Regions from separate parts of the Mus musculus genome. Here all the other regions are linked to region 1. Evidence: chromatin loops called from intact Hi-C (ENCODE). Cell type or tissue: left cerebral cortex. All regions are shown on one strand. Region 1 holds the start of Gucy1b2 (guanylate cyclase 1, soluble, beta 2). Region 2 holds the start of Rnaseh2b (ribonuclease H2, subunit B). Region 3 has its middle 40 kb from the start of Dleu7. Region 4 has its middle 30 kb from the start of Gm35307. Region 5 overlaps Dleu7 (deleted in lymphocytic leukemia, 7).

The links. Peaks named below come from ENCODE experiments on the same cell type or tissue, not always from the same donor. Only the 100,000 strongest peaks of a DNase experiment are listed, where the experiment ranks them.
Region 2: a loop joins it to region 1, with 5 times the contacts of the local background. A loop is called at or near these places in 17 of 42 quality-filtered maps.
Region 3: it touches region 1 in a loop (8-fold over the local background); 29 of 42 quality-filtered maps call a loop at or near these places.
Region 4: it touches region 1 in a loop (2.3-fold over the local background); 3 of 42 quality-filtered maps call a loop at or near these places.
Region 5: it touches region 1 in a loop (2.6-fold over the local background); 2 of 42 quality-filtered maps call a loop at or near these places.

The regions. Positions count from the first base shown.
Region 1 is chr14:62,455,180-62,460,179 of GRCm38, reverse strand. Gucy1b2 (guanylate cyclase 1, soluble, beta 2) reads left to right here and starts at 3,891. Exons shown (of 17, transcript NM_172810.3): 1 at 3,891-4,104. The coding sequence starts at 3,982. It overlaps Gm41172 (a long non-coding RNA gene), which reads right to left and starts at 3,713. Exons shown (of 3, transcript XR_874685.1): 1 at 3,623-3,713; 2 at 2,474-2,552; 3 at 1,000-1,182. In left cerebral cortex, CTCF peaks have their summits at 404 and 2,540 (motif pointing right); DNase peaks (open chromatin) are centred at 3,077, 3,777, 4,020, 4,691 and 2 more places; H3K4me3 peaks cover 1,764 bases.
Region 2 is chr14:62,331,004-62,336,003 of GRCm38, reverse strand. Rnaseh2b (ribonuclease H2, subunit B) reads right to left here and starts at 3,936. Exons shown (of 11, transcript NM_026001.3): 1 at 3,828-3,936. The coding sequence starts at 3,888. It overlaps Gm41173 (a long non-coding RNA gene), which reads left to right and starts at 3,949. Exons shown (of 2, transcript XR_874686.3): 1 at 3,949-4,142. In left cerebral cortex, CTCF peaks have their summits at 1,912 (motif pointing right) and 3,961; DNase peaks (open chromatin) are centred at 3,696 and 3,897; H3K4me3 peaks cover 1,153 bases; H3K27ac peaks cover 845 bases.
Region 3 is chr14:62,250,309-62,255,308 of GRCm38, reverse strand. No RefSeq gene overlaps it. Among named protein-coding and RNA genes, the nearest start is that of Dleu7, 40 kb to the left of the region's middle. In left cerebral cortex, CTCF peaks have their summits at 2,899 and 3,103 (motif pointing right); a DNase peak (open chromatin) is centred at 3,124.
Region 4 is chr14:62,061,992-62,066,991 of GRCm38, reverse strand. No RefSeq gene overlaps it. Among named protein-coding and RNA genes, the nearest start is that of Gm35307, 30 kb to the right of the region's middle. In left cerebral cortex, no CTCF peak of the experiment used is centred here; no DNase peak of the experiment used is centred here.
Region 5 is chr14:62,282,361-62,287,360 of GRCm38, reverse strand. All of the region lies in intron 1 of Dleu7 (deleted in lymphocytic leukemia, 7), which reads left to right. Among named protein-coding and RNA genes, the nearest start is that of Dleu7, 8.1 kb to the left of the region's middle. In left cerebral cortex, no CTCF peak of the experiment used is centred here; no DNase peak of the experiment used is centred here.

The sequences.
Region 1 (5,000 bases):
TCCTTGGCTAGTGGCCTTTCCTTGCATGACCCCAGCCTCTTGCTTCCTCAGAGTTCCAGCTGACCTCTGCCTTCTCTTTATAAGGACATTTGCAATGATATCAGTCCCTCCCATTTGGATAATTCAGGATACTCAATCCATCTCAAAAATCTTTCATTTAACCAAATAATCAGGGTCTCTATTGTCGGGCAAGGTACTGCTCCTAGGTTCTGGGGTTAAGTGAGCATCTTTGGGGGATGGGGGAGAATTCATTTTTCAACCATACGCGTCCAGTATCACAAGATGTCACCAAAGACTTGTCACAGGAAAGTCTGAGTTAGTCGCAGAAGGCTGGCTGGAGCAAGTTTTCTGACTCTACCGGTCTCCTCTCTCCTCTCGTTCTCCATGGTTAGCTTGCAGTCACACCAGTGAGCGCCACTCTCTAGCTCACCAGCAGGTGTCCTCTGGTTGTGCTCACAGCGACCTAACCTGAGTTCGTCCACTCACACACCAACACGCCCCACTTCACTTGGACCTGCAAGAGGGAGAACGTAGCCTGGGCTACTGTCCGCAGTGCTTGGAACCTCACTAATCACACCTTGTAGATGGCTTGATGGACAGTTGGTCTGAATGAACAAAGTGAAGAACTCAGATAAGGTCTGGAGACAGCAAGGGGCATCACTGTGTAAAGAGTCTGGGGAAAAGAGAGGGATTCGGGCTAAGGCTGTGTGATGGTTTGTATATCCTTGGACCAGGGAGTGGCACCATCTGGAGGTATGGCCTTGTTGGAATAGGTGTGACCTGGTTGGAATGGCTGTGTCACTGTGAGTGTGGGTATAAGATCCTCACCCTAGTTGTCTGGAAGTCAGTCTTCCACTAGCAGCCTTTGGATGAAGACGTAGAACTCTCAGCTCCTCCTGCACCATGCCTGCCTGGATGCTGCCGTGCTCCCACCTTGATGATAATGGACTGAACCTCTGAACCTGTAAGCAGCCCCAATTAAATGTTGCTTTTTATAAGACTTGCCTTGGTCATGGTGTCTGTTCACAGAAATAAAACCCTAACTAAGACAGGCTGTATTGCGCATGCTCTGTGCCGGAGGCTGTGAGGCAGGATCGAAGCAACTCAGAGCTTAAATTCATTCATGAGACGCGAATGCCGAGCAGAGTGATCAGAGATGCCCGACACGGACTGCGGTGAATCCTGGAGCAGAAGAGCAAGATGGATGTGAGAGATGAATGAAAAGCAAGCAGTTAGCATTGTGGGTGTGCTGAGGACACGTAAGGTCTTATTTATCCCAAATATGAAGCTAGTATAATCATGATACTTTACTATTGTTGTTGTTATTACAATTATTATCATTACGATCTCCTAATAGTTTAGATTATGACTTTGAACCATTATGCCTAGCTCTGTTATTTTCAATTAAAATACGTATGTGTTTATACATACATGTGTGTGTGTGTGTGCATGAGTTTATGTGGACCTTGTGTCTGCAGGTGCCTAGGGAGGCAGAGGACACCGGATCCCCCTGGAGCTGGGGATAGAAATAGTTGTGAGCCACCTAATGTAGCTGCTAGCTCTAAAACCTGGTTCCTATGCTAGGACAGTGAGTGGAGGCATCCCTCTAGCCTCTCTCCCCCTTTTATAGACAGCCTCATTATGTAGCTGATAGGTGTAGAATGCAATGCACAGAGTAGGTTGGCCTAGAACTCAGAGAGATCCTGCCTCTGCCTTAAAGATGTGGTTAAAGATGTGTGCCAACATGCCTGGCATCATTGGCCTCGCTGTCTGCCTGAGATAAGACCCAGGCTGGACTCAGACTCTCTGTTCTGTAATGATGCTGGAACGTCAGTGCACCTCACATGCACAGCTGTAACGTTCTAACTTAGAGTGCTGAGGTGATAATTAGATGATCACTGCCTGTCAGAGTGCAGGGCCCATAGTCATCATTAGCTGGTTATAATGAAGGCATATTAATTATCACCTAGGCTATTCATTTTGTCACACACTTAAAACAGTAGTGGAAGAAACTTTCTAAGAATGCTTTTCTAAGCGCTGCTGGAAGAAGAATGATTTAAGAAAATCACTTTCAGGAAGACACTGTGATGAAAATACCCCACCCCACCCCCAAAGTCACAGGCCTGTCCCCTCCCGGACCGCCACCTCCCTGTCTGTAGATGATGCTCCTGGATCTAGCTCCCGATGTAGAATCAGGTCTGAGCAGAAGCAGGAGTCCTCACAGCAGCAGCTGAGGCACAGTGGGCGTGGTCACTATTGCAGCTAACATTTTTCAGGTTTTCAAAGCATCTGCATTCAAGTGCCAACCAGTTGTTTGCAAAGTACAGTGTGACCTGTTTGCAATCAGGTCACCTGATTTCTTCTTTATCAAGTAAATCAGATTCAATTAAACTCGAAAGAGACTGAATTTGGTCTCAAATGAGCCCCTGCACATCACAATGCTTTTAGATTTATGAACATCAATCGCCCTTACCTTACTAGGATCTGTAGGTATACATAACTTTGGCCACACGATGGCGCTTCGCGTCCAACAATTCCTGGTCGGCCACCGACTGAAATTTTAAAAAGCAAGTTGAAGAGAGGATGAGGTAGAGCAGGTTCACGCCGCCTGGAGGCGAGCTGGGCTCGTGGGTGAACGTCCTCACTGTGGAAAAAGCCTATGTTTTTTCTGGCTTTCTGGATCCCAAGCGAAGGCGCTGATGCGAAATGAAAGGAGTAAGTGCCCAAGTCCCGGTCCACATGCAAATCAAAACTCCATCTTCCAGTGTACCTGATTGAGAGAGCTTTTATCTATCTATCTATCTATCTATCTATCTATCTATCTATCTACCATCTATCCATCCATCCATCCATCTCATTTATTTTTGAAAGAGTCAAGTATTATTGACTTTCCTAGAAAAGGGATATCACTTGATTCACTAAGCTGCTGCAGTGTGGCAGCTACAAGAAAACCTCTGGTTTCTCTGCACCACTGTTTTGTCTTTCGAGGGAGTTAATGGTAAGAGGACCAACTTTACAGGGTCACAGTAAGGAGGAAAGGAAATTACGTAGAATCTAATGACATTGCTCACACCCACTGGTGAAAACCCAGCAGTTTTGTGTGATTTATCCTAAACCAGGAGGAATGTGCGGGACCCAGTACTGCGCAGCGTGTGGTTAAAAGCAAATGATTTCCGTAGCTGTTGTGATGGGTCTAAAGCACGGCTGTCCGCTGTGGCTGTTTAGGGGGATGGACTGTCTTCTGGGATTGGCTCCTCTGACTTTTGCATGCTGAATTAATAACTATTGAGATAGGTCTGGAAGAAATGTGGAGCCTTTGTTTCAGACTGTATTTATCATTATCATCATTATTAATAATTATTGTTTGTTTCTGAGAACGGGTCTTACTGCCTTGAGCTCCCCATTCCCCTGCCTCAGCTGTCCTAGAGATTACAAGCACCAATCACAACGCTGCTCTCCCGACACTCTTGTTTCATTTTGTTTTGTTTTTAAAGACAGGGTCTTGCCCTGTTGCTCAGTCTACTATGGAGAACAGTTTCCCTCCCCAGTGTTCCAAATGGCAAGGCCAATAGCCAGTCCCATGGTGACTGGCTGGAAAGCCTGGCTTTTACCCCAGCCTTACCTTTAGCCCACTTATCCCCACTTAGCCACCTGTCAGTGAGATGTTAGCCACGCCAGGGGAGTCAATCAGATAGCGTACAATGCTACACAGATGCAAAGGGAAAACAGTCAGTCAAACCAGAGAAGGGTGGGACTTCTCCGCCCGCGCAGATCCTTGCCCCTGCGAGATGCCTTGTCCAGCATTGCTTCCTTAACCAATAGCTAAAGCTTATTTAAGCATGTGGTATCCTCTAAACAATGAAAGCTTGTTTCTCATCGCACAGGATGCTAAGTCTGTCTTGCTGGGTCAGCTTACATGTAATCAGAAGTGTGTGTGTGTGTGATGAGGTTGTATTTACAAACACCTGTCTAATTGAAAGGATGGTGATGTCTGAAGTGTTGTGTGCTGAGTATACGCTAAAAGTTAAAATGTCAGACACAGCAGACGGTGTGCTGTATGAGCCTCTGCGAGCGGAGTTTAGGAGCAAGCGAACCCATCTACAGGTACAGTGAGGAGCGCAGTGGGAGAGGTTGGGGGTGGCTGAATAGGGGCACCAAGGGAACTTGCTGGACAATGCAGACACTCCATTTATATCTGGGTATGAGTTATGCTAGCATATATGTTTGCCGTAATTTGTGAGACTATTCACTTCAGAGCAACAAAGGAAGTCACAAACAAACAAAACAACAAAACAAAATAATAAAACCCTCTCAACCCCCCAAAAAGCCAAAAAACTGGTCTCTCAAAACAATGATCCCAGAATATACAGGGAAGCCCGTGATGTCATGGGAACGGAGGGGTGTCTTCCCATACAGTAACAAGTCCTCCCCAGCTGCTAATGCATCTGAAAAACCTACGAGATGCCAGCTAATCTTGCAGACAGCTTCGAAAGCCAGGGACAGCCTTCCTCATGCACACGCTGTCTGTGTCTTTTCAAATGTTTACAGAGTATTTACAAAGAGTAGTCCTTTGGGTGGCAGTTGTAATTAGGGAAACTGGCAGAGAAAATTAACACATACCATAAAAGAGGGATAATTAGTCCTCTGCCATATACAATATTATTATCAAAAGGCATTCACCCTGGAATCCGATTGGTTTATACACACTGGCCTCATAGGGACGCTCCTCCCTTCCACATCACTCTGGGTATGAAGCTGCCACGTTCCTTGGATGATGGGCCATATGGTACTTAACATCAGAATGAAAATGAGCTCGTGCTTCTTATGTGAGATGCTAAAATTTATTAGAAAATCAGAAAGCCTAATTTCCACCAAGTTCCTGAGACCTACCATCTGCTTCATGAAAAAGAAAGAGGGAGTTGGTTTTTTTTTTAACCATTTGCTTATTGTGAAGTGTGAGCATGAGTGTTTGTGTGTGTTTGTAAAAGCGGGGAGGGGGC
Region 2 (5,000 bases), 120 kb after region 1:
GATTACCCACTGCCAACTGACGGATTCCATCCATCACTCCTGAACGTGCTCCACAGTCAGAAGCAGATCCTACAGCCATCTGAGAAAGGTCAGCGGGGCCCCACCAAGAAACGCTGTATAAAGACAAAGCCAGGTTCACTCGTGTGGAAAATGTTAAATGTGAGCCATGCTGGACAACCCAGAAATGGCCTGCAGGAAATGATGAGCAATCTTCCAAGAAGCTGAGCAGACGTATTCTCAAGGCCACACATGGAGTGGCCAGGTTCTCTACTACCTGCCAAGGCAAGGGCAGCTTTCAACCTACAGGCTTGTTTCTAAACGCAAACATGTGTGCACACAAAGGGAGAAAGGCCCACTTCTATTTCTACCCTGAGTTCATGTGCCAACCCTTGGGGAAGAGGAAAAAGTCATTTGTTTCCTAGGGTCCCTGACAAAGCCTAGAGGAGCCCCTCCTTTGCCCTGTATTTCACACTTTTCTTTCTTTCTTGCCTCCAACCCCCAACAAAGATCGGTTTCTTCGGTTTTACAAAGCCATTAGTCAGAAATAATGCTAACGCAAAGGTCCTCCATCATGAAACAGGAAAACTAGCTTTCCCTTCCATAACTGATTCTTTTTTTTTAAATCTTTTTAATGAAAACATAATTCTAAAATGGGAATTCTTAGAATAGTTTTAATTCTTGCTTTGTTTTGTATTTAGATGTCATTTGTGGTCATCACGATGCCCCAGGCTGAAAAGCTACTGCCCGCGAATGGCTAGGATGGCAGGCAGGGACTCCCCAAAGGCTACCTGTCCTTTATCCTCCAAACAAACTGGCCATTACATCTGGGTTGCCTGTGGAAATGACAAACAAGGAAGCTTCCTTTGGAGCTCTGCAGTACCCAGAGGGAACTCAACAGAACTGAGGACTGGCTCTAAAGCCCAGTTCGATCTGGAAACTTCTTCACTCACGGGTGGGAGGGTGGGGTGGAGGTAGGAGTGGGTGGTGCTGATTAAGGACGTTTTTACTCAAGCTATGTGGGCCTATATACAAGAGTCCTACGTGATTTTCATCTCTCCCCCCCCCCCCGCCCCCAGAACTCTAGGGTTTTCAATGTACACATTTCCTGGGAGGTGAATCCTGTTAACAGTCTTCCCCAACAGCCGCAGGCAGTCTCCTGCCTACTCTAGTGAGCTGATGTGCTCCTGACTAACTCTCACAACTGGCCCAGCTCAGTAGACCAGACAAGTGTACAACAGATTGACAAAAGAAAACCAGTATTAAGAATATGACCTTCTGGAACCTTATAACATGTTCCCAAAGTAACTGGTCTTAGAGTAATTAAACAGCAGTGTAGCATTCCCAATTACATCGGAGGTGCAGTATGCTCATTCCAGATGCAAAGACCCATTCCACCTTGCTGCAACACCCCAGCTTGTCTGTGAAAAGGAAGCTAGCACAGTCCACTCTCTGAGTTCCAGCTTTCCTTTGTCTAGGAGGCTTCAACTTAACAAAACAAAACTGAGAAGTACCCTGTAATCAACTTTAAGATGTAACCTTCGGGACATACCAGAGGCAACTTGAATGTAAATTAAATGTCAAGCCAAGGTTAGCTGCCTGTGCCCTGAATGTATACAAGCTCTGCTCACTTTCAGAACAGTGAACCCTCAAGCAGTCAAGCCTCAGGTGCGGTTACCCAGGACCCCAGCTCCCCAGGCTGGTCCTCGATACAGCAGTTCCGGGGGGTATTAGACCAGCCAGTAACGGTGCTTGAGTCTTTACTAGAAGAGCAAGCATATTTTTGGGTCTTAGCCCAGGACAGACTAGCTCAGAACCTTCACAAATGAAGTCTCACTCCCAGGAGGCCGGTGCCCTTACATTGGAGGGCAGACCCCATAGCTGCTATCAAACGTGTTTGGACCCTTAGAGCCTGCAGGTGGCACTAAAGGCCACCTGGAAGAGCAGAAGTCAGGAAGCCCAAGTTTTAAGTTTTAGAACCCTCAACCACTATCAGCCTAATGAGTAGGTGAGAGAGCACCTTGCCTGAAGGGTAAAAAAAGGTGAGAGGACAGACACCTCAGCTTTGAACAGAAACCAGGTGGCAATGCGTCTCACCCCTCCCTCCCAGTAGATCTACTACACCTTTCTCTTTGAGGGATGCATTCAACATCGAGTCTTTTCAGTTTTGTGCTTGGTACGATTATGACACACTTTAAGAAGGAAATTAATGTCAGTGAAACAGCCAACAAAACAAAACAAAACCCCTCAAATTATTGCAAACTACTATATAGTATTAACATGTTTGATTGCAAAAAGAATGATTAGGGATCCTACTACAAAAATCAAATATACTGATGTAACAGAAGGGTGAAAGGAGGCTCTCCCCTCTCCCAGCTAAACTAAGGTGTTCAGCTAGCCTTCTGATGGCTCACCAACACCAGGAATTCTCACTAGCTGCTTTACCAAGCACTATCAGTGAGGTTACGGCTTAACTGGACTCATCATAGGCAGCTGGAGTCAGGACGAAGCCGTATCAACCACTTCAGAAAACCATTCTGCAGAACTAAAGCTAACCCAACAAGCACCCAAAAGCAGCTTCCACTCCAGGATACAGACACTCCGAAGAAATGAATGCCAATGTCCACCAACAGCCTCAAAAGAATGCTGCCAGAGGTGTAACTCCTACTAGGTGCAAACCAGGAGGAACACCTAATGCCATCCATCCTCCGGAGAGTAGTAGCATTGATATGCATACAGCAAACCAGAAGCAATTTTTAAGAACCAGCCAACAAAACCCATGGAACAGCCATGGATGGATCTGGCAGACGTGGTACGGAGGGAAGGAAGACAGATACAAAAGTCACAGGGGTCCAAGCAGGCAAAACTAATTTGATGACAGAAAGCCTGGGGTTCTCTAGAAGACGGGTGTATGAGCTGCTAGCTGGAAAGCTACTCTTCTTGGTCAGCAGCATACAGGGTTCAGTTGAGTGAGCTGCAAACCCAAAATCCATACACTTGAATGTGTTTAACTTTTTACACAGGAGAGAAGCTGTGTATCCAAAGTAAGTGTCAGGTCGTTACATAAAGATTATAAAAATTATCATCACTGGATATCTATACCCTGGTGAAATATATTTGCTGTAAAAATGCTCTGCATTTGCTAAACTAAAACTCAAAATTAAAGTGACTGGGAAGTTTCCTTCTTCACGCGTATTCTAACATCAAATGTATCATTGTAAAATGACAGAGTGTTTCTGGCTTGCATTCCCTAACCCAAATTTATTTCACTTGCCCTCCTCATATGGCAATGGCTGTCGCATGCCACCACATGCCCTGATAGCTGGTCATCATCTACAGGGACACTGAGTGGCCTGGTTCTGGGATTTTTGACTGTCACCATGTCCTGGAATTGTTTCAAACCACGCTCACATAAACCCCATCCAGGCTCCCTTATGCCTGGCCACCCTTGCCTTTCCAGAGCAGCAGAGCGGCTCAGCATGGGACTACTGCGACCTCTGGTTTGGAGCTGGTAAGATTCTAGACGCTGAGCTACAGAGATCCAGTAACTCCCAGGGGACAGCAGAGTCCCGGGACCCCCGCTGCCCGCCGCAGGCCGAGTGGCTGGACCCGCCCCAGGGAATCCGCGCAAACGCTGCCGTCGCTTCCGGGTTTGGAGTTTTCCCGCGTGTTGTGACACGTGACCAGGATGCTTAGCAAAGCGCGGGGCACCGAATCCGGGTCCGCGCTCGCTAGGACCTTGCGGACCGGTGCTGGCCTGGGAAAAAAAAAAAACCCGCGCTGCCGCTGCCGCCACCAGCGACCTAGGCCCACGCGCCTCCCGCGTTTACCTGGAAGTAGGAACACTAGCTGCCTGGCCGCCAAGTCCCCGCGGTCCCGACCTCCGGCCATGGTCGCGCCCTGCCGGAAGTGGCGCCGAGGGGCCCGCCAACCGGGGCCACCAGCCTGCCTCCATTTCCGGGCCCGCCCGCTCGGCTTCCTTTTTTGAAATCTGCGCGGGCCCTGCTGTCAGTGGAGGGTGTGGAGCTCCTCGTTTTTCTCACTCTCATTCTACGGGCGCTGCTCGTGCGTGTATTTCATACATTGAGGTTCCTAATGCGGGCGAGCAGCCTTCAAATTGGCTGTGGGCCAATTTGATAGTTAAGGTAATTTTTTAAAGATACAACCCAAATTATGCTTATAATTTGGAGTTCAACATACGAATTTGTTATTTAGGATAAATCTTTAGAGTATTAACGAGACTTAGTTTGGGTGTGGTTTGGTTTTGACACAAGGTCCACCACCCAGCGGGGACTGACCTTCAAAGTATGCCGCCCTGGCTGGCTTTGAATACTGGATCAGGAACCTCCCAAGTGCTAGAATGGTTGTGAGCAAAAGTGGTGTCTTGTTGCCTAGGGCTCACCTCGGGGCTATAGAGAAAACAATTAAGCCCTGACTAGGGAGGTGGAGAGGGGATTCTCTCAAAGGGCCAGCTGCCGATCAGGAAGCTTGTTCTGAAGTGTTCTTTCTAGGCAGACTATGCACTTTATGTCTTTTGTTATCCAGTCTAGTGGCACTTTGTATTTTGTTTTTGTAGAGGGAGCAATGTGAGACACAGGCAACATAAATGTGGAGGTCTGAGTTATAAAGGTGGTCAAAGCTTTTGAGAAATTACATAGAGCAACCAGAAGTTGGTCTGGATCTTAAAACATAGGCTGAGATTCCCTCCTGAGGCATGAAGCCCTTAAAAATACCCACCTCTGAACAACAATATGAACTAACCAGTACCCCCAGAGCTCATGTCTCTAGCTGCATATGTAGCAGAAGATGGCCTAGTCGGCCATCATTGGGAAGAGAGGCCCCTTGGTCTTGTAAACTTTATATGCCTCAGTACAGGGGAACACCAGGGCCAAGAAGTGGGAGTGAGTGGGTAGGGGGGGGTGGTATGGGGGACTTTTGGGATAGCACTTGAAATGTAAATGAAGAAAATACCTAATTAAAAAAAATATATATATAATACCCAC
Region 3 (5,000 bases), 200 kb after region 1:
CGGAAGGAATGGCACGTCAGCTGAAGGGCAGCATCCCTAAATATCACTGGAACACTTTCTAGAAAAATGAGGTAAGGTGAAATTGGCTGTAGTGTAGCAGAGGGCAGCGAGCTCTTCTGCTCTGTGACTGTCCCAGAGTTTCTGAGGCCATTTGGCTATAGAAAAACAGAAGGCAGAATAATCACTCTACCCCTTTATGAGAAAAATGTCTGCCAGGGGGAGCATGACGGAAGCTTCTCTATCATAGAAGCCTTTTAAAAAACAACGGGTTCGTGTAACTTTAAAGAAAGAGAGGCCATGAACTTAAAAGAGCATGCAGGGGTTGGGGGGTACATGGGAGGGTGTCTGGAGAGAGGACAGGGAAGTGGGAATAATATAATTCTATTATGATCTTGGGGAGTGGGGCTGATTCTGCAAAGCTGTACCTTACAGTGAGTTAGCTAGAAGGACCTGTAGGCTCTACACAGAGACGCTAAAGGAGAGTGTCATCAGGGGAAACTGTGATCAAGAAACAGTTGGTTACTAGAAAGATGTCTCATGAGGTAGGTTACAATTGTGAACCAATGCATTCCCTGGTTTAAATAAAATGGGTGAGACAGCCTAGAGGCCACTTCATAGGAAACAGCCCCGTGACAGCAAAGCTCAGGGAGACAAAGGGAAAACATCTAGAGTGACTGATGAAGGCTAAAGGCAGGCGGGGTTTTATTAGAAGGAACTTAACACAGTGGGCGGGACTTGGTCATAAACAACGTAGTGGGCGGGGCTTTGCCTGAAGGAAACAACACAGTGGGCGGGACTTGGCCATAAACAACACAGTGGGTGGGGCTTTGCCAGAAGCAAGGCTGACTGAATAAAAAGCAGCATTGGGGAGACAGAAGTAGAATGAATACACAGGAAATTAAAAGGGGTCACGTGACGTTACATGTAACTGAATGATACACTCAGAACGAAGTAGATGTCAGCAGTTGGTCTTCCTTGAGAAGCAAACCTAAACATCAGGGTAAAACTTCTTAGGAATATTATTCGAAATTATAAATATAAAACAATTTAACAAAGTTGACAAAGAATTGAAACTTGTGGTTGAAACTGTGCTACCCAGTAAAGATAACTGCAAAACAGTTGTCACTCTACAAATTCTCTAGCACTGTAGTCAGGTTAAGGGGTAATAAGGTGAAATTCATTTGAATAATATTTTGTGTTTTGCTAAACAGATCTATTTTCCGATCAACAAGTGATATGCAATACCACAACTGAACTATTTCCATTGTTTGTATAAGAAATCCAGTATGCCGTTTATATTTATTGTAAATCATAACTTGTGCCAGCCACATATTAATATAAAATATTCAAATATCCAAATATAGAAATCTGTAGGGAAAAATCTAACAATCTAATAACAAGGAAAAATGTCTAGTATTCACTAAAAGTGAGAGTTTCACGTTAATCTAGTAGAAAATAATTTCACTGCAGATTGACAGAGACCAATCCATTTTATAATAAGCTGAGCCCAGGGGTTACAGGGTGGGGGTGGGGGTCATCTTATCTGCTGGTGTCTGGGATGTAGCTCAGTGGGTGTCAGTATCTATCCAGGTGACCAGTGAACACATCTCTTACCTAGTACTTCCAAGTCTAGAAATTTTCTTATGATATGCTTGCAAATGGTTTACGTTATCAACAAATTACTGAGTTGTTATTTATTAAATAAATACTGCTTAATATTATCAATAGAGGACAGGTCAAATAGATTTCACAGCACATACAGGACAAGGTCACTATGAAACAAAAGTGAATGGGGAAATATTTGAGGTCACAAGATGAAAGATGTACATTATATTGTTATAGGGGGAAATGAACAAGAAATAGGTAAATAAAATGCAAAATTACATGTACATACACACACACACACACACACACATATATCAAATACACCTGGAAGGACCCATTTGTAATTTGTAACTTGGAGTTGTGTAAACCCTTCATTTTTTTACAGTTAGTACTCAAATATGTATTACCTATTCAGAAGTTAAAACATTTAAATATATTTTAAAAGGTGTTGGAGAAGCAAACACATATATTGCGATTATTTTATTTAATTTAAGAAAAAAAACACAGCAAATCCCGGTATTATCTTCTGTGTAAAATAACAGCTCAGCCATTGACATAAATGACGTCCTTTCCCAAACACAAACACTTCACTCAGATCAAGGGTTTGACATCTGAGAGTTGGTTTGGGCCTGAGTTTTCCTCACAGCTCTAGCATCTGCTTAATTGCCCCATCAGCCCCTCTTAATTGTCTCTGATGTTCTGTGTCTAGCGGACCAAAATGGAGAATGCTTTCCAGTGATAAGCTGTGCTAGTTGTTCTTGAGTATTGCTTGCTTGTTTTCTCTTCAGAGTTTTGCCCTGTGGCAGAGGCTGGCCATCCTCCTGTCTCAGGCTTCTGAGTGTTGAGATTACAGTGTGTGTGTGTGTGTGTGTGTGTGTGTGTGTGTGTGTGTGTGTGTACAATCTTCTTTGCTGACCTTGCCCTGAACCTCTCCGGGAAACCCTCGCTGGTTCCCAATCCCGACTGCCCCTCACAGTGGGTCCCCAGGGGCTCTGGTCACACTAGGCCTTACTTGTCTGTCTATTGACTGACAGTCAAGACACTAACTACTACAAGCTTGGCTTGGAGGTGCAATTATTAACATACTAGTTGAAAATGAAGTTGCAATGGCAACTTCATTAAATCTTGGAATTCAAGATTTAAAAAGTAACTGTAAATCAGTTGGAAGTTGAGTAGCCACCACTGGAGGAACGGAAGGATCTATACTTCTTGGATCACTGTGAATTCAACCTTGTGCTTCCAAAATTGCTGTAAGGACAATGAAGCCACATGAAGTCTGAACCATTACAAGAAGGTATCAGAATTTAATGCTCGATCAGAGTTTTCCAGAAACTACATATGCATCCACTGGGAGATGGATTAATAGTCATTCTAAATTTCAATCCACAGTGCATTGATTAATCCCACCCCCACCCCAACCCTGCTCTGTGGACTCTGCCCACCTTATATGGCTGAAGTCGAGTAAAAGGGATGAGATGTTTCCGTACCAACCAGAAGAGGGCAGTGTTGAGTCACCGATCTCATTTGAACTAATCATGTCAGCAGGGCAGCACACAGCCTTCTATCTCCTTCCCCATAAAACAAGACAGAAAAGGGCTACACAAAGTTGGAAAATACAGGCTTATAGACACAATGCTGAAGGTTGACATGCTGGAATGATGTAAGATTGGGAGTGGGAGCAGGTGGATGGATGGGGAAAAGATGCTGTATAAAGTGGGGGCTACCTGGTCTCTGCTGAACAAGCTGATCTCGTTAGCTGTGGGGTTTTAATATTTGTTTTCTATCTATCTATCTATCTATCTATCTATCTATCTATCTATCTATCTATCTATCTATCCAAATAACTATCTTTTACCTACTTACCTACCTACCTATTTATTTAGTGGTGTGTGTGTGTGTATGTGTGTGTGTGTGTATACACGCACATGTACATGTGCCTGAGTGTGGAAGTCAAAAGACAGCAATAAGTGCTTACTTTCCCTCCTGTGAGCTGAAGGAGTTGAGAGGGGTTGGATGCAAATCATGAGGCTTAGTGACAAGCACCTTTACCCACAGAGCCATCTGGCTGGCCCAGGGATGGGAATTTTAAAAAGCAAGGGTAAAAGGGTCTTCTTGCAAGTGATATGTATCTCAGGGAACAAATATTTGATGGTTTCTCTTGGTTGCCAACTTGACTACATCTGTAATTAACCCAAACTCAAGCTACTAGGTGAAGGATGTATTTGATTGGATCATTCGAAGTGGGAGGACCCAACCTTAAATCTGGGCCACACCTTCTGCTGGTAGCCTGTACAGAGGACTTGGAAGAAGAAAGTTCTTGTTGTTTGCATCCTTGCTCTCACTTTTGCTGGCAAGTTCAACCCTTCACTGGCATTAGAACCTACTTCTTCAGTGTTCTGGTGGATATTAAAGACCATCTGTGCCGTCCCGCCTCATGGACAGAACAACCATTGGACTCTTGGGCTTTCTCTTAGGAGACAACCATTGTTGGAACAGCCAGACCCCAGCCTATAAGTCACTCTAACAAATCCCATATCTATCTATCTATCTATCTATCTATCTATCTATCTATCTATCTATCTATCTATCTTATTTGATCAATTGTATCTTATTGTTTCTCTAGAGAACCCTCCCTAATACAGAATTCTTATTTCTAGAAAGTTGTAGTGCCTCCCCAAACATTCATGTTAAATTGAGTCACCCCCACGGTTTAGCTTGCTAGCAATCATTTCCTAAGCCTTTTCCCTGCTAACCTCACACAGGTAGGGAGTTGCAGGGCCCCAGGCTGCTTGCTGCAGAATTATCTATCAGGTTATTAGGAGAATCTCAGGCAGTAGGAAACAAAGAGTTATCAATACCATTGATGGCTCTCTCCTCACCTCCTCAAGAACCACACGCCCACTTTCCATAATGCAAGGATGTGAGAGTACAAAGAACCGAGTGGAGTGTTTTCCAAACTAAACGCTTAAGGCTCTGGGTGGTTTATTCAGCCTGGCTGCTTTACTGTCCACTGCTGAAGCGCTTCGTTTGCAGGAGATGCACAGTGTGTTTGCCCTGCTTGAAAGATTCTGCTAGTGGCTATGTTCTTCATGCTCAATGCCCTTTCTTCACCCAAGGACAGTTTAAGAAGAGTAGGTTGCAATTAGTACATTAAAATTACACGTAATGGGAAGGGACCCATAGTCCAGAGTGTCTAATCTCTTTGGTTGGTTGGTTTGTTTGTTTGTTTGTTTGTTTTTCCTCATTTTTTCCTAATCTCTTTTGAAAGCAAGGAAACTTTCCAACAGCAAGAGGAGTGCTTTCTTGGTTTCAAGTTTTCCCTTGAACACTTTTGAAGGTTTTTAAACTTCTTTTTACACGCAGTCATACAGGCTAAGCACTCTTCATGGTGCTCT
Region 4 (5,000 bases), 390 kb after region 1:
ACGATCGAAAACAACTTAGGAAGGAAAGAGTTTATTTCATCTTTCACTTTCATGTCACAAGCCATCATTGAGGGAAGTTATGATTGGAACTAAATGGGAACTTTGGAGCAGGAACTAAAGCTGAGGCCAGGAGGGAACACTGATACTAGCTTGCTTCCCATGGCTTACTCAGCTTGCCTTATAGATGAGTGACCCAGGATCATCCGCTCTGGGGAGAAACTGCCCACAATAGGCTGACACCTCCCTTTTCAATCTTTAATCAAGAAAATGCCCACAGACTTGCCCACAGATGATTACAATGAAAGTCTCCTCCCAACTGACATTCTCTTGTCCTAAATGCCTCTAGCTTCTGTCAACCAGTGTTTGGTAGACAACTTCCAGTCTGTCCTCTGTTTAGCTGCTTCTGGTTCACAAAGACACTGGAAGCAAATTCAGGAGAGTGCTGATCCTCCTGCTTCTTTGGTTTCTCCCCTGCATGATCTGTAGTCATTGTCTGTATTTCCTAAGACAGTTCAAAGTCATTGCCATAGGCATCAGCCTCGTCCAGAAGGCCTCTCTTCTGAGACCTTCCCAGTGATGCTGCTTTCTCCTCAAGTTTTGGCTCAATTCCACCACCCACAAGACTCCTTCAAATTCAAGCTCTATCCCTGCTCCATGGCCTCTCATTGAAACACATTGTCCTTCGTGGTTTGTCACTATTTAGCATTTCTCTGTTTTCTCATTTGAGCCATGCATTTCATCCACTATACCTACAAGTGCCCACAAAGTCAGATGATCATTCTTGTCTTCATTTCTTGGAGCTGGCCCCACCAGTACTTCATAGTGCCTTTAGCTTCTTCTGGTTGTATGAGAACATGGATACCTGAACACATACATCATTGGATGAATTAAAGGAATGGAAATGTTATTCTTGGGATGATTATACCCTTGGCCATAATTCCTTGGAGACCTGAATTACTGATAGGAACTTTCTCTTTTCTCTGCTAGCTTGTAAGCAATGACCTTTTCTTTACCCCCTTACTCCTCCTACAAAGAGGAAGGGCTTTATCAGGGAAGAAAATGATAGAAATTTTACCAGTAACTATATACAAATGAGTTTATCTTAGTCCATTTTATGTTTCTACAGAGTTAGAAGACTGATGCTAACAAATGAACATCTGCTCATTAATTTCCTTAGTTGATCCAAGTAAGTCAGAGTGGTAAAGGCAGATATTGAGAAATTTCATACTCATTGTTGCCCTTGCCACCTCAATGTTAGTACAAGTAGTACTCATAGATGTTAGTACAAGTGATCGAAGACATTGCATAAAGCACCATCTGTGGTGGGATGCCAGAGGGAGGCCTCCTTGAGTCAATAGGAACCATGCATCTGGCTAAAAAGACAAACACTTACAAAGGATAACCACTAAACTCCTGCTCTCAAAATGTACAGGATGCAGAAAAGACAGCACTGTGCCTAGAAAAGGAGAGGCCAGCCTTCACACAGGAAAAGCTTGTTATAACTTCTTCTTCTTCTTCTTCTTCTTCTTCTTCTTCTTCTTCTTCTTCTTCTTCTTCTTCTTCTTCTTCTTCTTCTTCCTCTTCTTCTCCTCCTCCTCCTCCTCCTTCTCCTTCTCCTTCTCCCCTCTCCTCCTTCTCTTCTTCTTCCTCCTCCTCCTTCCTCTTCTTCATTATTATCATCATCATTAAAAACCTAGAATTTTATTTAGATATAGCAACAAGATTTGGAGAATGAAAAATAATACAGAAGACTTATGTGAGTGAATATTAAAACACTGTTCAGTTAAACCGTGTGCTATTAGAAAAAAAATCACAATGTAAAAACACACTATATTATGACGTGTGAGAATTTAATGTCTAAAAAGACCCACAAATGAATGTAGAAATAGCAAACTGTTCAGAAAATAGTATTGAGGAAATTGGACACATCTTTAGAATAAAAACATACAGTACTTTAAAACAATCCTTAGAATAAAGGCATACAACATTTAAAAACAATGTTTAAGTGGATTGCAAAGTTAGATGTAGAGTTACACCAGAAATTTGGTATACCAGTGCCTGTGTTGGGAAAAAAAATACTTTTCCTATAAAACAGACATTATATGCATCAAAGAATGAAAGTTCACTTGGCTGCACAAACAACATATCTGTGTCAAAATGTCTTCATGAAGTAACATGACAGAAAACCTGAAAAAAATTAATGCACTGTGGAAAACGACATGTCAGTGTTCTCAATACACAAGTAACCATCACAAGAGAGCTAAAAAGACTTACACACTGGTCTAACATAGGCCAATTTGTAAAGGAGGAAATGAGGCCATCCACAAAACTAAGGAACTCACATAAGATTGACCCACTAAGTGGCAAAACTCAAACAGAGTGGTTCTAGAATCTCCACACTTAAGCCACCACCCCACAGTATATACAGTCAAAAAAAAAAAAAAAAAAAAAAAAAAAAAAAAAAAAAACAAGCAAAGCAATGGAAGAGGCCAACAGCATCCCTCTTTGGCCTGCAGACCTATGGGTAATTTGCATTTTGTCCTTGGATGATGAGAACTAGCCTGACCATCCACAGTATGCCCCATCTTGGAGCCTCTTTTTCAGACAAGTGCATTCTACCCCAAGCGCAATGTCATTTCTGAGCTAAGGACTCCAAGCTTGGACCAATACAGCCCATGACTGGCTAACAGTTCAAATCATGGGACTTTTTAGAGATCACAAAGGCCTTTCCTGGGCTCCCATGTATGGCTTTCTATCCAGCCCCATTTTCTTTTGAGGTAATATTCAACAGCCACTTGATTAAGCCATTTGTTACCATATACCTCTAGGCAGCAGGCAGGAGGGCTGAAGGGGCACTTTTCTCAGTGACAAGAATGTTCTGGAATTGATAGTGGGTGTGTTCTCACTTTATGTCTGGTTCCTTCCTGCTTCCCATAACCTCTGTGTGATCGAGGAGGTCCCTCACCCCTAGAAAGCAGAGCTATGGGCTGGCATGTGAAACAAAAAGATTTTTATCTTTCCCTCTGTCCCAATTTTCAAATGTTTGGAGATGTCACATCCTGATAATAGCATGCAGCTACGGAGATTCTAGTTTTCCTACAGTCAGGCTTCTCCTTCCATATACCAGTTTCCCAAAGCCATTCCATAATAGGGTCAGCTTTCTTCTTCTGACCTTGTTCTCTGTTGAGTCTACAGGATCCCAAACCACAGAAAAGCAAATGTCAGGAATATCTGGGGGAGACATGACCAGACGACTTCCTGACGACATGCTCCCAAGTTGTCCCAGCGTCACAAGCTGTAGCAATTTCCTGCATTTCTGTTCTGTATTAACCTTGACCTCTCTCTCGATGCCTGTCTGTACTTCAGTGGCATACTGCATCACTCTCCACCCAGTTGATCCTCTAGCTAAAGTCATCTCTCTCCAAGGCAGGTTTCTCTCACAAGAGACCAGAAGGCAAGCTATGATTCATGGTCCTGCTGGGTGGTCTCTTACCCAAGCTCTACTGCTTCTCCATCTTCTGTTCCCATGCTCTGAAAATCCCACATGGAAGAATACGATGCAATTGTCAACCAGCAATGATACAACAACAGAACCTTGATGGTAACAGCCACCTCCCTTCAGTCCACACTCAACACCGGCCCAGCCCCTACCACCACCACCACCACTTCCCAATCTTCTTCAATTGCTTTATCACTATGTAAACCTGCATCTGTGAAAGCCTTCAGCCCTAAAACGAACCTTGTGAGAGTGAAAGCCACTTAATTCTTTTTCATTCCTGGGGTCTCCTCACCAACATCTGGAACAAGATTTTTATTCACAACAGGTGTTCTGCGGCCATTTTATTTACCCCATCTGTTTATTTATGTGCGTTAAAGAATGCCTGGGTGTTTCAGGCTTTAAGAGAGTAGAGTGTCTGTGGCTATCTTAAGATGGCTCCACTGTCCTGTTGCTGGAGTCAAGAGGTGTGAAGGGAAGGGAGCTGGAAATGGACTGCCGTCTCCCTTTGTTCATTTGCAATGAACTTGCCGTGTGAACTTGGTACTTCCCTAGCAGGGATGTCAAGGACTCCCTCTGACCACTAGTGAAGCATTTAGCACTCTACCCCTTGCTTTCAATAGTCTCTCTCTCTCTCTTTGCAACCTTGTCCTGTGGCATACTACAGCTCCCCATTCAGAGTTTATTCAAGGACTGTCGTCTCTGAAGGAGGTTCTCTGCCTTCGTGTCATGGTGCTGAGTTTCCTCTACTCTGGAATCTCCAGGTGTAGAAACCCCTGTGTATACTGTCTCTCATTAACACAAAAGCTTCAGTTTCACCTCAGAGAGAGTAAGAGTTTATTCTGGAGACAAACATGAGTGACCAGGCCCTCAAGCTGCCCTGAAAGAGATCATCTGCTGTGGAAATGGTTACATTATATTTTATTAATTACAGAAAAAAGAATGTCATAAATCCTGGCATTTACTACGTGTACAAGTGGGGACCATTGGTGGGTGAGTTATATCAGAACAGAGAAGATTCAGCTATAGGCTTCAGGCCCTGCCTGACAACATCAGCTTCTGCTTTGGTGGAAGTTGATACTCATGATATATTTCAAAAAACATTAAGCCACACAGGGTGGTAAGTGGTGAATGGCTTTCAATAGGACTAAAAATAGTCTAAAAGACATTGGCTCTGGTCTGCCTTAACTTTGTCATCTGTACAATCTTTATCATACTTTTCTTTTTACTAGAAACTTCCATTTTAAATCTGTTAGATGTATTTGGATAATTATAATAATATTCTTTAATCCCCCAAGTAATACTACTAGAACAAGGGAGAAATTTATTTTTCACAAACATATTGGGAGTGTACTGCCCAGCTTCAAGGGTGTTCCATAGAGCTCCCTTCCTGCCTCCACCCAGCTCCGGACTTCCCCTCTCAACTTCAGCATCTTCTCAGATAGTGAGATTCAGTCCAGGACACATGGGGAGACTACTAGAACAGCAGTTTCTCCAGCTGGGT
Region 5 (5,000 bases), 170 kb after region 1:
AATGTGATTTGTCCTAATTATATCACAGGCCAGGTCGAGTGGGTATTATGAACTAACCCTACTTGGGAGTCTGTGGTGGGTAGAGCCACAGCTGTGCATAGCCATGCATTGTATCTCATTCAGGCTGCTGTAGTCTGTAGACTGCGTGTGTAGGTAAGCTCAGCTGCTGTTACAAAATGGCTTCCACGGTACACATTTCATTTTCTCAGTCTTCAGAGGCTGGAAGTCCCAAGTCAAGGTAATGACAAATTCAGTTTCTGTGAGGGTTTCCCGTCTGGCTTCCAGAAGCACCTCTCAGGGTTCTCAAATTGTCTTTGTTTTTTTCACTGGAAGGGAAAGAGTATAGGAGAGAAGGGGGGAAAGAGGGAGAGGAGAGGGAGAAATATATAGGTAGATAGATAGATAGATAGATAGATAGATAGATAGATAGATAGATACATAGATAGATACATAGATAGATACATAGATAGATACATAGATAGATACATAGATAGATATAGATAGATAGATAGATAGATAGATAGATAGATAGATAGATAGATAGATAGACAGACAGATAGAACTTCTAGAACATCTTAAATGAGAAGATTGGGGCTGTAGTTCAGTGGATTGAGTATCTACCTAGACTATATGAAGCTCTAGGTTCAATCCTTAGCCCTGTATAAAACAAAACACTTGGTAGTGCATTTAGGAGATAGAGGCAGGGTGAATAGAAATCAAGGTCATTCTTGGCTGCATACTGAGTTTGAGCTTCATGAGCTCCCCTAGTGTGTGTGTGTGTGTGTGTGTGTGTGTGTGTGTGTGTGTGTTACCTCATTCTTGTGATTCTTGTGACTGTTTTTCTCCTTAATTACCTTCCCATGGGCCTTGTGTTGCAAGTAGTCACACTGTGGGTAGAAGAACTTCAGCATAGGAAGTTTCAAGGTATCCAGTGTGCCAGGCCTTGTGCCCTTCTCTGAAGACCATTTTATAGGGTGACCCAAAGCGCGGAGCATTCACTAAACCCAGAAAATCACTATCAAGCTAATAATATCAGCAGGAATGGGACAGACCTTTGTTCCTAAAGGTAACATAGAAGTGTCCAGGACACCTGAAGGGAACCAATGGGAACTGCTGAAAAGGTGGCCAAGACAGTTTTGAGGTGATCCTAAGTTTCATCACTCTTCAAGAGCTAAAAGCGTTTAGTTTCCTGAAGAAGTGGCACAGAGACCAGCCGAGGCCAGCTTTCAGAGACAGAACTTCCCACCAAGGCTCACTAAACTTTCTTGTTAACTCCATCATTTAAATAAGCTCCTTGTGGTAAGGATTGCTCTGCCAAACTCTTGCTGAGTGTCTCCTGTTCTAGGTGAGACCTGCAGCCCCCACTGCTGACCCTGGCCTCCCTCCCATATTCACATTCTTTGCACACAGTAAGTGTGACTACTGACTGTTCAAAGAAGACACTACCGCATCCATGGTGATTAGTGAAAGCAGCGCCTAACAGGTTTGAAAATAATGTCTTCAAAACTTATAAACCTAGGATATTAGAGAAATTGCTATGAGGTATCCACCAGAGAAGCCCACTGGGACACTTGTTTAAGCCAATAGAAACTCTTTATTAGTCAGCCAGTGACTACACTGGGTGTCTGGGACAGGGGTGCAGTCCTGAGCCTTTCCTAGGGTTAGCTTTTTAATTAATCAATCAATTAATTAATATCTCAAATGCTGGGTTGATGCATCACAATTAGCAAGAACATCCAGAAGCAGAACTATAGAAGCCAAAAAACAAGGTTAGTATATTTAAGGACTTCCCCAGACTACGGTCTTTGTTGGAGTGGGCCTTCGTTCCGTTCTTAGCAGTTGTTGCTGCCCACATGGTGGATTCCAAGGTCTGAATGGCTCTTCCATCATGGCATCAGTTGTGCTAAGGTCTGTGGTCCTGCTAAGGTCTGGGGGAGGGGTGGAGTGGGGTCTGATATAAGATTGCTCAGGGGTTAAGAGCACTGGCTGCTCTTGCAGAGAACTGGGTTTGACTTCCTGCACCGACATCAGGTGGCTCACAACCAGCTGCAAGTTCAGTTCCAGGGAGATTTGACATCCTGTTCTAGCACCAGGTACATCCATGTACAGATTACACAGGCAAACACTCATACATGTACTATGAATTAATAAATATTCAAAAAGTGTGAAAGCAGGTGTGGGAATATGGCTTACCTGGTAAGGGATTTGTTATGTGAGCATCACTGCCCACGTTCATCCCCCGGGACACACAGAAAATGTCAGGCGTGCTGGTGTGCATGGCTATCCTCAGCACTGGGGAGATGGGGACGTGAGTGTCCCTGGGGCTTGCCATCTGGCCAGTCTAGACAAGTTGGTGAGTTCCAGGCTCAGTGGGGGACTCTCCAAGGGGAAAACATGTGCAAGTGGCTGAGTAAGACTGACCTGGGCCAGTGTATCTTTCATCAGTCCGGGGGTCTTAAAGCAGAGGGCCAGGGAATGAGAAGATAAGGAAGCTGGGGTCAGGAGGTCTTGTGCAAACTATGTCTTATGCCAGCTAAATTTATTAAGAAGTACAGTATCTTACATACTATTTGTGGGAAGAAAAATGGGAGCGAGTGAGTGGAAAGCTGAGCAGTCAAAGGCCTCACAGGGACACCATGGACCAGGCACACAATATCCTTGGAACTGATAGCCAAAGCCCTTTAGGATGGGGAGAGTTGGGTTTTCCTGATCCAAAGCCACAGCTTCCTCAAGACCCAGTCCATTACTGGTTCTGCCAAGTATGTTCTGGTTTAGAGGAGGGGCTGGGGTCTTTCTTTGTATATCAGGGCCTTAGGAAAAGCCTTGGGTTGATCTGTCCCTCAACAAAGGCCTTTGGCATTGATCTTTGGCCATAGTATGCTATCACACACATACATGCCCACCTGTGTGTATGCTCACATGCATGTGCGCACATACATATTATGAGCGTCACCGCTGAAGAAGTAAAAATTTATGGCTGTTAGTAGTCACAGGTAGGGAACTGCTTGTTACTAGAGACACAATGTTGCTTTTGTGGTCCAGTGTCTAGTTTACTTATAGTTTTATAATAGTTTATGATGGAAATAATGTGTAAGTTGTGATATAAAAGTTTTGTGAAATGAAATTTTGGTGAAAGAGGCCAGAAAGGTTTTAAGTCAGAGCTCTGCTTGGCTACTGGACAGGAACTCCATATTTTGGTTGGCGTGAACACATCTGAATCTTGTTTGTACTCATTGAAAAGGTTCTTTTCTGTCCCACTGAAAATGGCACCATTCCCAAAGCCTAAGCATGAGGGACCTTCATTATGACTCTACAAGTAAAAATGCTTAGTGTCCTGTGGATGCTGGGCTTTTCATGGTGAGTGGTACCTATTCAGGTCCTCTACTGGGTTTTTCATATGGTGGCCTTGGGCTCAGGGCCCTGAACTTGCAGTTACAAGTCAGATGTCGACGAGCCAGGTGAGATTGGGAAAGTCCCCACTTCTCCACAGTCTTCCTCTAAAAACACTATTCCCATTTCTCTGATGTATTTGCTGTAGAGAATCCAGTGGGTCTGGGGTCATGTCTGATGTTAGCCCCACCCTGGGCTGCAGAGGAGGAGCTTGTGCACTGTCTGGGCAGATGTTTAAGGGCAAGGTATTCCCCAAGAAACCCAGGGAGGGCTTATTATTTTCTCCTTTCTCTGCCTCTGCCTCCATGCATATCTCTGTGTGTATCTCTGTTTCTGAGTCGCGGCTCCCTCACCAGTTTTCTTTACCCGCCTTTGTGCCTTTCTTCCTGTCTTCCCTGCTCTTTATAGATACTGTTAGGAAGGGATGTAGGGGAAAACGGAGAGAAAGATGCTATTGACGCCACTGGAACTATCTAGCTTGGGATGTGACCATTTTGAAGAATGAACTTAACTCTGACATCAGTAAGTTGCCAACCAAAGTTATGCAGACCTGTAAGTGACTTTGGAAATGTCATGGCAAGTAAAAAAAAAGTCTCTGGGGCTGGAGGTGACAGCTGAGTAGTAGAGTGCTTACCCTGTACATATGAGGATCTCATTTCCAGACCATGTAACAACTCGTATGTGTCTGCAGTTCCATACTGGGAAGCAGTGACAGGTGACTCCGTGGGGCTTTCCACCCAGCTAGGCTAGGTTAACAATGAGCTCCAGGATCAGTGAGAGGCCTTGTCTCAAAACAGAACTTGGTGTGAGTGGGGGGAGGGGTGGTGGAGAGGTGGCTCAGAGGTTAAGAGCACTGGCTGCCCTTTCAGGGAACTTGAGATTGGTCTTCATCACCACAGGGCATCACAACCATCTAGAACTCCAGTTCCAGGGGATCTGACAACCTCTTCTGGCCTGCATGCATGTGGCACACAGACATATATGCAGACAAAATACCTGTAAAATAATAAGAGGGCTAGGGAGACGGTTCAGTCAGGAAACTGTTGCACAAGCATGAAGAAGACCTGAGTCCTGACCTCCAGAATCCAAGGAAAAGCCAGGTAGGATGTCACATGCCTGTAAGCCCCAGCACTTGGTTCTGTAGAGACAGGTGGATGCCTGACTCCTTTGGCCTGCTTGATGGGCTTCATGTTCATTGAGAGACCTTGTTCCCCCGAGAAAAGGTGCAGAACAATCAAAGGAATGCATCTGATGTCAACATCTGGCCACCACATACACACTAACAAATATATAACACACACACACAACACCCATAACACACACACATACATACATACACACAAACACACATACATACACTACACAACATACTACACACACCCACACACCACACACACACACATTACACACACACACACACAAACACACACATACTACATACACTCAAACACACACATACACCACACACACACACACACACACACACACACTGATTGAGGAAGATACCCGACACCAACCTGTATCCTCCATACACATCTGCACACAAATGAACATGTACCCACACCCTCTTGTAGGCTATTTAAGCATCGTCTGCATTTAAGAGCCTGTGG